Linked DNA regions of Homo sapiens: all the other regions are linked to region 1. The links are chromatin loops, found by intact Hi-C in ENCODE. Cell type or tissue: heart right ventricle. All regions are shown on one strand.

Region 1 (4,000 bases):
TAAGCAACCACTAATCTACTTTGTCTACATGGATTTGCCTCTTCTCAACGTTCACGTGAATCGAATAACATGGTATGTGGTCTTTTGTGACTGGCTTCTTTCACATAGCATAAGCGTGATATTTTCAAGGTTCACCCATGTTGTAGCATGTATTAACACCTCATTTCTTTTTATGGTTAAACAATATCCCACTGCATAGATATATTACATTTTGTTTATCCATTTGTCCATTGATGGATGTGTTTCTACCTTTAGGCTATCATGCATAATGCTGCTATAAACACTGAAGTGCAAATTTTTATGTTCACATATGTTTTCATTTCTCTTGGGAATCTAACCAGGGGTAAATTTGCTGAGTCATATGATAACTCTATGTTTAATCATCAGAGGAACTGCTAGACTTTTCCAAACTGGCTGCACCACCTCACATTCCTAACAGCAGTGTATCAGAATTCTCATTTCTTCACATCCTCTCCAACACTTGTAATTGGACTTCTTTATTCCACATGCTTATTTCCAATGATCACTTTCTCCTTCTTTAAAGGGCTTACAAACTTCACTCAATAATATTTTCAAGAGTTTTGTCCAGGATATCAAATTCCTCAGCCTTTAGATTGTAGAATTTTCTTTCTATTTTTAAGAGACAGTATGGATAACTGTCTTTGTGAGTCTCCTGCAATCACTCCCATTCTCCAAGCTTGCCATTTCTCAAAGATCACTTTGTATTAAGGCAAACAGAAAACTGGGTATCCACTGTGTCTTTTTCTTCAACACTGAGAAGAAAGTTTGCACAAAAGCCGCCTCCAAAACATAGATTATTTTTATTTGCAGATTTTTAAAGTTACATTAATTGTGGTTATTTGACATTAACTTATATTTTTATGTCCCTATATTGTCCCTGTGTTGAGGTATAATAAGTAACATGTCATGAAAGACTAAATCAATATTATAAGAGAAAAGATTATTTAACCACAAAATCAGATATAATATATCCAATTGATAAATGAATGCCTATTTTAAATACAGGGTCTAATATTTTTTAAATGATCTATTATAATACATAATGATTGTCCCAAAAGTTTTTAATCAATTCAGATTTTAAATGGGTTATCATTTGTATTATTAACATTGTAGTTTACTACTAAAAATGTATTGAGTCCAATAATTTTAAAACAGAGTATAAAAAGATATTTATTTTATTGTTATTCCAATCCAACATTATGACTCTGTATAACCTAAAATTGAACAAGAGACATTTTGAATCAAAACATTCAGTTATCTCCTCTTTTGTAGGTAATCTAAGAGCTAACAATCAAACTTATAAAGAAATTAGCTCAGGTAAAGCTATCTTGTCACATTTTTCTGGAAGCTGACATGGTCAATCTTCGTCAAGTATGGAAAACAGTGAAGAGTACTGAAGTAAGAAGCTGTGTAAGAGATTTCAACAACTACAAATTTCCTTGAAGATGAATATTATCTGTATGAGTCTATTACTGAAATTTTCATTCATTCCCATAACACCAAACATTCTCATATTCAAAACATAAATACTATGCAGCCATAAGAAAGAACAAGATCATGTCTTTTGAGGGAATATGGATGGAGCTGGAGGCTATTATCCTTAGCAGACTAATGCAGGAACAGAAAACCAAATGCTGCATGTTCTCACTTATAAGTGGAAGCTAAATGATGAGAACTCATGAACACAAAGAAGGGAACAACAGACACTGGTGACTACTTGAGAGTGGAGGATGGGAGGAGGGAGAAGAGCAGAGAAGAAAACTATTGAGTGCTGGGCTTAATACCTGGGTGATGAAATAATCTGTACAACAAACCCCCTGACACAAGTTCACCTATATAACAAACCTGCACATGTACCACTGAACCTAAAATTTTAAAAAATATAAATACAAACTGTTTTATTACCAAATATAACTTTAAATTATCTGCCATTTTGATTATGTAATTCAAATTCAAGCCCCTACTCATTTTAGCATGTTTAAAATTCTGTCGATCTAAATTATACAGCTTCTCACATTTTCTAGGCTGAGTAGTTAATAGAGGCATATATTTAGGCCAACGCCTAAACCTAACTTTACTTGCATTTCGCTTAATTCCATTCCTGTCCAGTCCTAAGGAATTAATCCTCTGGAAAGAAGAGGATCGTATCTGGGAAGTCCCAGGTTGCTAACTTAGAGGAAGGAAAAAGACTTGAAGAGTAGCAAACATCTCTCATTTTGTTAGTTTGTTTTCAAAGAAGCTTCCGAAGTAGAAGGCGCATCAATACAGGGACATCTAGTGGCAAAGATAAATCAATGCAGTGATTGGCTCCTTGACAATATAGGAACCTTACCTTTGGTCTATCTTCATATTTAAGGGGGAAAAAAATTCCCGAACTCTCAATAATGGCCATTCATAGTATTTATAACAGCAATTGAACAACAAAAAAATGCATGCAAAAGCAAAGAATTTGAAGCAAATTTTCTTTTTTACATGATAACATAAAACTAGGCTTATAGCCAAGATGGATTTGTACTCATCAGGTTCTATATCTTTTCGAGCCATAGCAGTATTAAGAAGTAAAATAATCATTATACAAAAATTAATCTTTCTAGAAACATTAAAAGCCACAATAAACCAATTCCCCTTTATGTTGTAGAACATTAGTTTAACAGTATTACTTTATAAAGCCATACGACGATAATAAAAAAACTAATAGAAAACTAATGATCTATATCCCAATTGAAATCAATAAAAGAAAATAACAGTGACTCCTAATTAAGCCATTCCGCATCCTTAAGGTATTTTCATATGTGCCTCTTTTAAAGAAATCTTTTTGCTTTTTTCTTTAAAATGAGATGGAAAATCAAGGAAAACTTACTTCAAGGCAAATACTATTTTCCTCATTAGCTTTCTTTCTTGCTGGAATGGAAAAAGCAACTGCTTCTCAGGTATTTAGGTATTGCCGGAGGGTTGTGGAGCCAAAAAAAGAAAAGAGTAAGCATTTAGATCTGGGTCTCAAACAGTATAAAGAAACTGATACAAAGTTTTTATTTTATAAGTTAATAAATAGAAATGACTAACATCAGTACGTTAGTTATTGATGTTGATCATTTCAAAAGGCCAGCCTGGGATCTTACTTCAGGCTGAAATCCGGAAGAGGCATTTAACAGGTGAGGTATTTTGTTTTCACTTTGCCTTCCACTTGTGAGTTATCCTTCACCAGCAGGGAAAACCGCCTGCAGCACTTCTGGCATACTGGCTTTTCCTATCTCAATGCAGTTCCTTTTTTCCTAATAATGACCCTTCACTATAATTTCTCTTTTTTACTGACATTAAAGTGGACTTTAATATTTTGAAGGCCAATTCACTCACATGGGTTTATGAAAACACGAAGGTTGTATTTGGAATTGTTACTCAGTCATCAGGCAGAGCTCATATTCTCATTTTTGTGGACATCTTATTTCTGACCTTTCAAATGCTTTCTGTCCTCCCGCTCAGCTTCTCAGCACTTACCAGTCATGAGATGATTTGCCATTGATTTTTATTGAGGAAGCCTGAAATTGCTAAACATCTCATTTTGCCCATTCCCACGTCACAGGTTGATCCTAGTTTTATACAACTATCTCATATAGCACATAAATATATAATACAATATGTTAAATACCTATAAATAACAAGTAAATAAAGTAATGCAAGGTTTAAAAATATTGAGCAACTTGTAGCTAAAAAAGCAGCAAAGCATAACCAATGATTACTTGAACCCAGGTGAGGGAGATGGGGAAAGGGTGCAGCATTCTAATGAATGTAAACAAATAGAGTATGATTGTGGAAATGTATTATTATACATGCATTTCAATATTAAGTATACATTTCTCAATCTTTTCCCCATGTGTTCCCACAAAATGTCCCTTCTGCCAACACTTTTTCTCAGACTTCAATGGATACAGTACCCATCATGAATAAGATTTTTTTTTAATTTGTAATCAAGAGTCAGACT
Region 2 (4,000 bases), 90 kb before region 1:
TTGTCAGTTGATCAATACATAACCTTGTTTTATGTGTGTTTCTGTTTAACGACATCATATTTAACATATATAGTGTTATTTCATTAACGTTGGTCTTACAACCAACAGCACTGTGACCATGCCTGAATGAAGCTTATCTAACACAACATTTTCTCCACAAGACACATCATAGTCCCCTTGTGGTTAGGAACACTAGACAGCACTCCAACACTATGCTTGGGGGATGTTTAAACAGGGAAATCATCAACAAAAAGTACAAAAATGCTAAAAGTCTGGCACTAAGTAGACTGCAAGAAGGACACTTGTTTATAGCATGAGAACAGAAATAAGGCAGAGTGTCACCTTGTTTGGCCTCAGCTAGGAGTGTGCCCGTTGGGCGAGTGAACTCTTTCACCCCTCTGCATATGACCTCAAATGACTGCAAATGGATCACAAGTATTGATTTGAGGGTTGCAAATAAACATGAGCAGTTGGCAAATTTCAAGTAATGAAGATTAAGCATATTACCTATTTACTAAGGAGGCCCCAGAGCTGCAGAAATAGTCTTGGACTTTAAGTGAAAAACTTGGATGTGAGGACTCATTACTACCTGTGTGAAAGTTAGCCAGTATTTCCTCTCTCTCGAGGCCTAAGTTTCCTCAACTTTAAATGGCAGTAAAAACGTGAAACTCAAATAAGAGATGATGTATGTAAAATCCACGTTTCCATAAAGCACTATATGAATGTGAGGTGGTATGAAAGGCCCCTGTCTTCCACAAAAACTTTCATAATTACTCTAGCCTGTTTGATCTCTACCTCCCTTGAATTCAGAGCAATTATTACTTAAAATGCTAATTTGTCATTTAATTAGTCTTTTTCACATTTTGTACTTCCTCAATTTGTATGATTATTTAAATTTTTACTTCTCTAACAGATGATGAGTTTCTTGAGGACAAGGAACTGTTGTTTGCTTGTCTCTTCCACACCTGAGCAATTCTATTCATAAATGAATGCATAAATGCAAAGTCCATGTAAACCATTCCACAGACTTCTCTCGGAATCCTGATGACAGAAGAATGTGGTTTACAAATAAGCGGCATCCTTCATCATGCCAGGCTAGGGCTCTTAGCATCTAACTGGCAAGCAGTTAGACCATCAAACTTTTGAAAACTGCTTGCAAAAGAGCTTATCTTTCCCTGGAGATAATTACCTGGCACTGAACCAAAGCCACTTATATAAAAGTTAAGAAAGTTCAGTTAACTTTCTGATAGCTTGTATGCTTCAGCTTTTGATTTTTTAAGAGACAGGGGTCTATGCTATGTCATCCAGGCTGGAGTTGAACTTTTGGGCTCAAGTGATCTTCCCACCTCAGCCTCCCAAGTAGCTGGGACTACAGGCGTGCACCACCACACCTGGCTTGCTTCAGCTTTTAGACAGAGACCAACACCAATTTTGCTAACCTCAGAAGAGCAAATCTTCTCATAGTGCAGATGACCTAGAAAAACAACTGAGATTTTGCCCCTCATGAAATTGCTATGAAGTTTTTTTTTTTCAGATATTCAACATTCATTAAACTGCCTCTGATTTAAATTAATGTTTGGGTGTTAATTAGAGCCCAAACATCCTGATACTCTCCCCTTTCCTAATAATTTATGCCGTCTTCAACCCCTTCCAATTCCTATTTACAGCAGCCCACTTTCACATAATTCCATGATGGAAAAAGCTGGAGAGACAAAAGAGAGAGGTGATATTCAATGGAAAGCCATCAGTCTGGTATAATAGGGGAGGATCACATCACACGGATAGCTCGTGACATGATCTTGGCTGTTGGTCGATCCTTCTACTTTCTCAGTGATTTATTCAAGGGATCTGCTTTGTTTCACTTGCAAACTATTTTAACATTACTGTGGATAAACAGAGTGTCACCAGATTTCCCGTCTTTCCTGGGTCATTTTTCCTGGTTATATAAATGTTTGTCTTAATCCTCCTTCTTCCTCTGCACTTTTCAAAATGTTTTTTTATGCTTCTAGTCTGCACAGGGTCAGTGTGCTAATTACCAAATGAGACGAAGATGAAAGAGTCTCCACATTCACAGGCCAGATAGCTGGCTGTAGTCTTTAGGCAGCATCATATTTTTTAAATAACATTCATAGTTATCCATCCAGGCACCCTTCACCCTCACATGTTGTTTCAAATTGTTAACCGACAGCTCCAAATAGGCTCAGAGCAGAAAACTCCACGTCAAGGATCCAATAATGGCTGCTTCTGCTTTTGTGGTTTTCAGAAGTGGGGGAGGTGGCGGGCAGGTATGCTGATTTATCAGCATGTTTTCTTCATCTCTAAACTTGTACACTGGGGGAGAAGTCTAGGTTAAATGTGAACGCTTCACAGTTTTCCCACCATCTGAACTGTGTTATATTTGGCAAATAGTTTTCTGGAAGGGGAACAACGCGTTAAGCTCTGGCCATGACATAGTTTGTGATAAGCTTAACTGAATTCAAGAAGGAAAGGTCTATGCCAACTGTTCTTACACTCTTTCAATTTCTCAGGCATCCAGGGCAGAAAAATAAAACTCAAACAAAGCTTGAATATTTCAAAAGAAATTTGACATATTAACTGTATTAATTAATCCTGATACTGTTCTGAAACAACTTTAAAACTGTAAACAATCTTGATTATTTCCAGAGAGAAATATTTAGACTAAAATATTCACGATCAAAACTGGTTTAAAAATTCCACTAACTTGGGTTTTTAAAAATATTCCTTTCAACTCCAAAGTGGACAGAAAAAAAATAGGCCATTTTTTGCTGTAAATTAACATAGTGGAAATAATCACACACATTAAATTTCCTGTTTCTTTATGAGAACTGCTTATATTTTTGTGAGCTTCACTACCAGAACATTTCTATTTCAAGTGTTGAATGATAGAGACTAAAAATTCTATAACCTAAAATCTAGCAGCTTCCACGTTTTTCTCAACTAAGCACAGCATACCTTTTGCTGAGGGGAATAATTCTAGCGGTAAGGAGATGATTCATTCTTGAGCAACCAACCTCCACATTCCATTTTATCTTTAGTAAGGCTGACAGACAAATGATCTTTACTCAACCATGTTTAGTATATGGTTCAAAAAGAAAATACCTATAGAAACTTTTCAGGCCCACAGTCATGTTATCTCTAATGATTTTAGAGTATCTTAGAAGTAAGGCCAGATATCACAAAAACGACACAGGCCAGCTTACATAAATCAATTTTTTTTTTCATTTAGCATTACAGTTGCAGTGTTTGTTGCATAACAAAGAAACTCTCTTCTAGGTAGGTAAGTGGACAGATACCAACTCAGGTAGGACTTAAGAGGTGTAAGATATTGGAAGGGTGCGCATTAAAGTAAGTATGAAGGGAAAATGCCTTTGAGATTCTGATAAAAATTATGAACTTGGTTTCTTAAAAAGATGATTATATGTACAATTTGGCAAATGTGCAGAAGATTTTTTAGTTCATGAAACTCATCTATAGGATTGTAACAGTTTATAGACCTCATACTAAGAATCCCAGAATAAAGGCATTTTCCTCTAGTAAAAAGCAAATGTCTCTAATATCCAGAATCTACAAGGAACTGAAACAAATTTACAAGAAAAAAACAAACAACCCTATCAAAAAGTGGGCAAAGGATACGAACAGAAACTTCTCAAAAGAAGACATACGTGTGGCCAGCAAACATATGAAAAAAAGCTCATCATCACTGGTCATTAGAGAAACACCAATCAAAACCACAATGAGATACCATCTCATGCCAGTTAGAATGGCAATTATTAAAAAGTCAGGAAACTACAGATGCTGGAGAGACTGTGGAGAAATAGGAATGCTTTTACACTGTTGGTGGGAGGGTAAATTAGTTCAACCATTGTGGAAGACAGTGTGGTGATTCCTCAAGGAGCTAGAACCAGAAATTACCATTTGCCCCAGCAATCCCATTACTGGGTATATACCCAAAGGATTATAAATCATTCTACTACAAAGA
Region 3 (4,000 bases), 140 kb before region 1:
TTGGTAAAATTGAAGATTTGCATTCCTTCCACTTAACAATTTCATGTCTAGAGAAATTAGTATAAATGCACACTCGAATACAAGTACAAGGACAGTCACAGCTGGAAACAAGCCAAATGTCTTCCAATGGTAGGACAGATATAAATGTGGTGTAGTCATACAATGAAATACTATACAGCAATGAAAATAAACTTTATGCTATAGCATATATGACTGTGAATATGTCTCATAAATGTAATACTGAGATACAGTTGGTAGGCAAAAAGAAATATATGAGGCCATTCAAGCAGAGTTTCTTTTTTAAAGAAACAACTAAACTAAAATGCAGTTTTTAGAGATGGATATGAGGGATTAGTGCTCCCTACTTTTCTTTACAGTTTTATGAGAAAAGACCACAGAATGGATATCTCTAGGTCAAAGAGATGAGGTTGTGATGAGAGAGGGACAAACATGGTTGAGGACTTCCTGGGAGCTGGCTACATTGTATTTCTTGACCTCAATGGTGATTGTACAGTGTTTACCACATAATTATTTGTCCACATGACAAGTATTTGTTTTATACATTTTTCTACATACATATTATATTTCATAATAAAGAAAAAACAATAGAAAACAAAGTAATATATTTTCTAGGTTCTTCTTCACTGAAATCTTGAGTTTTCATTCTGTTCTACCAAATAGCTATCGTGCAATTTCTTATATTTTATAGGTTATATTTTCCCATTTAAATGCATTCCCTGTATTATTGAACTTTGTTCCCTGAAGAATATAAGACCTCTCATCATGTTTAGCTGTATTGTAACAATCTGAATTTATATTTAAAAATGCGTAATATGTGGAATGGCAGTCTTCTCCAATGCCCACCTCCAAAGCTAGTTAATATGAAAATCTGACCTGACATAGAAAACACAACAATAACATGAATATGCAAAGGATATATCGGGTTTTTTTCTATCTACCAACAGATGAATCTATGTAAGTGGCAAGGCCACTTTTGTACATATATGACGTAGATTCCAAATATACGTAAAGGCTTAGAGCAATCTAACAAAATTGAATACCCAAAAGATGTTATCCTTGCACATAGTTTTCCAAACTTTCACCAAAAATATTATTCTACAGAAGATATAAGAAACCTTAGGGTTTCAAATTAATGGCTTTAAGTGCTGGATTTTTGTCCATTTTTAGAAAATATCAGTCCCACGCATTCTATAAAAGGCAATTATACTCAATCCCATAGTATCATCTCAACCCCATACATTAAAAAATGAAAATGAAAAATGACATTAATGGACACACTAAAAAACGTTGCAGTAGTAACACTTTTAAAATACAGTTATCATGTAGCTATATTAGTCTGACATTACCCTGTGCCTAGAATCTGTCTTCTCAATTCTATTTTGAGACTTTTGGTCATTTCTCTGATAGCAATGCCAATAAAGCTGCCAGTTACCATTAATCTCAGTTCTATGAAAGAATAAATCATTCTCACAAGCAATTAAACAATAAACACATTAAAATAAGACCAATTAGAGCTAAGACTAGACATTTACCACATAGTTATAACACAGGCTTGTCATAATCATTTCAGCTTTAACTGGACACTTCTTCAATAATTCTTTCTAACAGAAGCAAGATAAGATTTTGCTGTGGGAGTACCCAAATTCAGTAGAGTTTAAATTGAAATACTTAATCAGGAATTTCAATCATATGTCTGCAAGACTTTCCTTTGTACATTAATTTGTATGCCCACGATTTGTCCTATGCTTTGTTTGCCAATAGTTTACCATGTGCAGCATGCTCTGAAGTTTGTAACTGTGCCAGCTCTCTTTCACATTTCCAATCTTTTAATAAATTGCTTTGCAAAGACAATGAAAGCTCACAGTCAGTGGCCACATGTAATTTTTTTCCTTTAGGTAGTCTTCATTATATAGACAACTGGTTTCAAGTTGTTTTAATAACTTGGCCCTTTGTGGGTATCAAAATGTCTAAGTTCTTCTTCTTGAATTCCTTAGGCAGTCTTTACAAATGTATCAGTAAGTTATTGCTTCATATGTAACTTTGTAATACTATAAATATATGAATAAACGTAGGCAATTTTCAGAGGAACTATAAATAAATCCTTAATTTCTCAAGATTTTATTGTTGCCCAGTTATATATGCCATATTTTATCACCAAAAAAATACTCATTGATCCTCCTAAGGAAATAGGGAAATAGTGTAGCTCTTTATTGAATGGCTTGTGGGCAACAGCAAATTCCAATTTTTTCCACTCACTAATAGAGAAACTGCTTCTCATTAATCTAGCAAAAGGAGAGAGAAGCTGTAAATACAGACAGAGAACTCCAGTTTTGTTAAGAGATTAGGGTTTGGGAGAGGAAATTTGATGAGGCAAAGGGAGCTCTCACTGAAAATTCAAACAAAAACAAAAATGCTTAGGTGTAGCAAGTGCATCTGGGAATTATGAAATGCCAGGGCCAGGAATGGTGGCTCACACCTATAATCTCAACACTTTGGGAGGCAAATGCAAGAAGATTGCTTAAAGCCAGGAGTTCAAGACCAGCCTTGGCAACATCTCTACAAAAATAAAGAGCCAGATGTCATGGCATGCACGTCACAGCTACTGGAGGCTGAGGTAAGAGGCGTGCTTGAACCCAGGAGCCAAGTCTGCAGTGAGTTATGATCGCACCACTGCACTCAAGCCTGAATGACAGAGTGAGGCCCTGTCTCTGGGGAGGACGAGGAGGAGGAGGAGAAGAAGAAGAAGGAAGAAGAAGGAAGAAGGAGAAGGAAGGAGGAGGAAGGAGGAGGAAGAAGGAGGAAGAAGGAGGAAGGAGGAGAAAGGAAGAAGGAAGAAGGAAAGAAGAAGGAAGAAGGAGGAAGAAGGAAGAAGAAGAGGAGGAGGAGGAGGAACAGGAAGAAGAAAAAAGAGGAGGAGGAAGAGGAGGAGGGAAGAAGAAGGAAGAAGAAGAAAGAAGAGGAGGAAGGAGGAAATAAATGCCACGTTTTGATGTACTGCCATTAATAAGATATTTTTCAATAAAAGTGATTACAATGAAGAAAAGTTTTGAGAATTTGCCCTGTGTATAGTGCCAGTGAAGCAGCTTGAGAGAGCAGAGGGGTCTTATACAGGTACAGAGAGAGACCAAGGAGAGACCCCACTCCAATCAGGGTTGAGCCAAAACACCAAACAGGTGCCTTATACAAGTCAGCCTTAGTAACTTAAAAGTACACTACCCAACATTTCCATAGCAACCACACAAGTTGCTAATGGATCAGTGGTGCCTAATTTGGATCCCTGAATGTGCATCAGAAGGTTCACAAACAACTTAAATTGTAAGCAAAATACCATATGTGTGACACATATATATAACAATTTTCTAGGGAGATAATCTATAGCATATGTAAACGCATTTTTAAAATATATACTACCTAGCATAATGTTAAACATATTTGAGGTTTATGCCTCATTTAGTTCTGGATCCCATCAGAATAACCTGTACCTATGCAGACAGAAGAAAATATTTCATTAGGGTTATGTAACTAAACATTTCAAGGCTTTTCCTTTTATCTTTAAAAAAAAGTTTGAGTAGATTTTTTTTCATCTAACCATATCAAGTACTATAAACAATATACTGTAAAAATAACTAAGGAAACTATGTCTTCTTGAATTGTGATTTTGCCAACACAAAGAAATAGCTCATATTTTCATCTGTCATTGCTGGCTGGTTATGAGAATTAAAAGCAAGAATGTAATGAGAGGAACATGAACTTTTAACAATGATTGAATCACACTCTAGCCTTGCTCCAAGTCTGCTGTCACCAGCAAGATCTTGTTATGACAGTTTAAAATGTCTTTTCTGATAGCAGCGTTTGAGGGATTAATTTAAGATGAAATCTATACTTGCATGTACATGTAATGGGGGGGTAGTATGGGAGGTTAATAAATGTATATTTCTCATGGACTTTAAAAGAGAAGGACAAATTGTTTCTACTAAGC

Evidence for each region. A loop is a pair of places that touch in the nucleus more often than their neighbours do. Peaks named below come from ENCODE experiments on the same cell type or tissue, not always from the same donor. Only the 100,000 strongest peaks of a DNase experiment are listed, where the experiment ranks them.
Region 2: a loop joins it to region 1, with 2.1 times the contacts of the local background. A loop is called at or near these places in 3 of 110 quality-filtered maps.
Region 3: a loop joins it to region 1, with 2.8 times the contacts of the local background. A loop is called at or near these places in 36 of 110 quality-filtered maps.

Annotation. Positions count from the first base shown.
Region 1 is chr12:19,755,806-19,759,805 of GRCh38, reverse strand. No RefSeq gene overlaps it. Among named protein-coding and RNA genes, the nearest start is that of LINC02398, 260 kb to the left of the region's middle. In heart right ventricle, a CTCF peak has its summit at 2,301 (motif pointing left); no DNase peak of the experiment used is centred here.
Region 2 is chr12:19,845,791-19,849,790 of GRCh38, reverse strand. All of the region lies in intron 1 of LOC105369682 (a long non-coding RNA gene), which reads left to right. Among named protein-coding and RNA genes, the nearest start is that of LINC02398, 170 kb to the left of the region's middle. In heart right ventricle, no CTCF peak of the experiment used is centred here; a DNase peak (open chromatin) is centred at 2,270; H3K27ac peaks cover 3,666 bases.
Region 3 is chr12:19,895,583-19,899,582 of GRCh38, reverse strand. No RefSeq gene overlaps it. Among named protein-coding and RNA genes, the nearest start is that of LINC02398, 120 kb to the left of the region's middle. In heart right ventricle, no CTCF peak of the experiment used is centred here; no DNase peak of the experiment used is centred here; H3K27ac peaks cover 3,086 bases.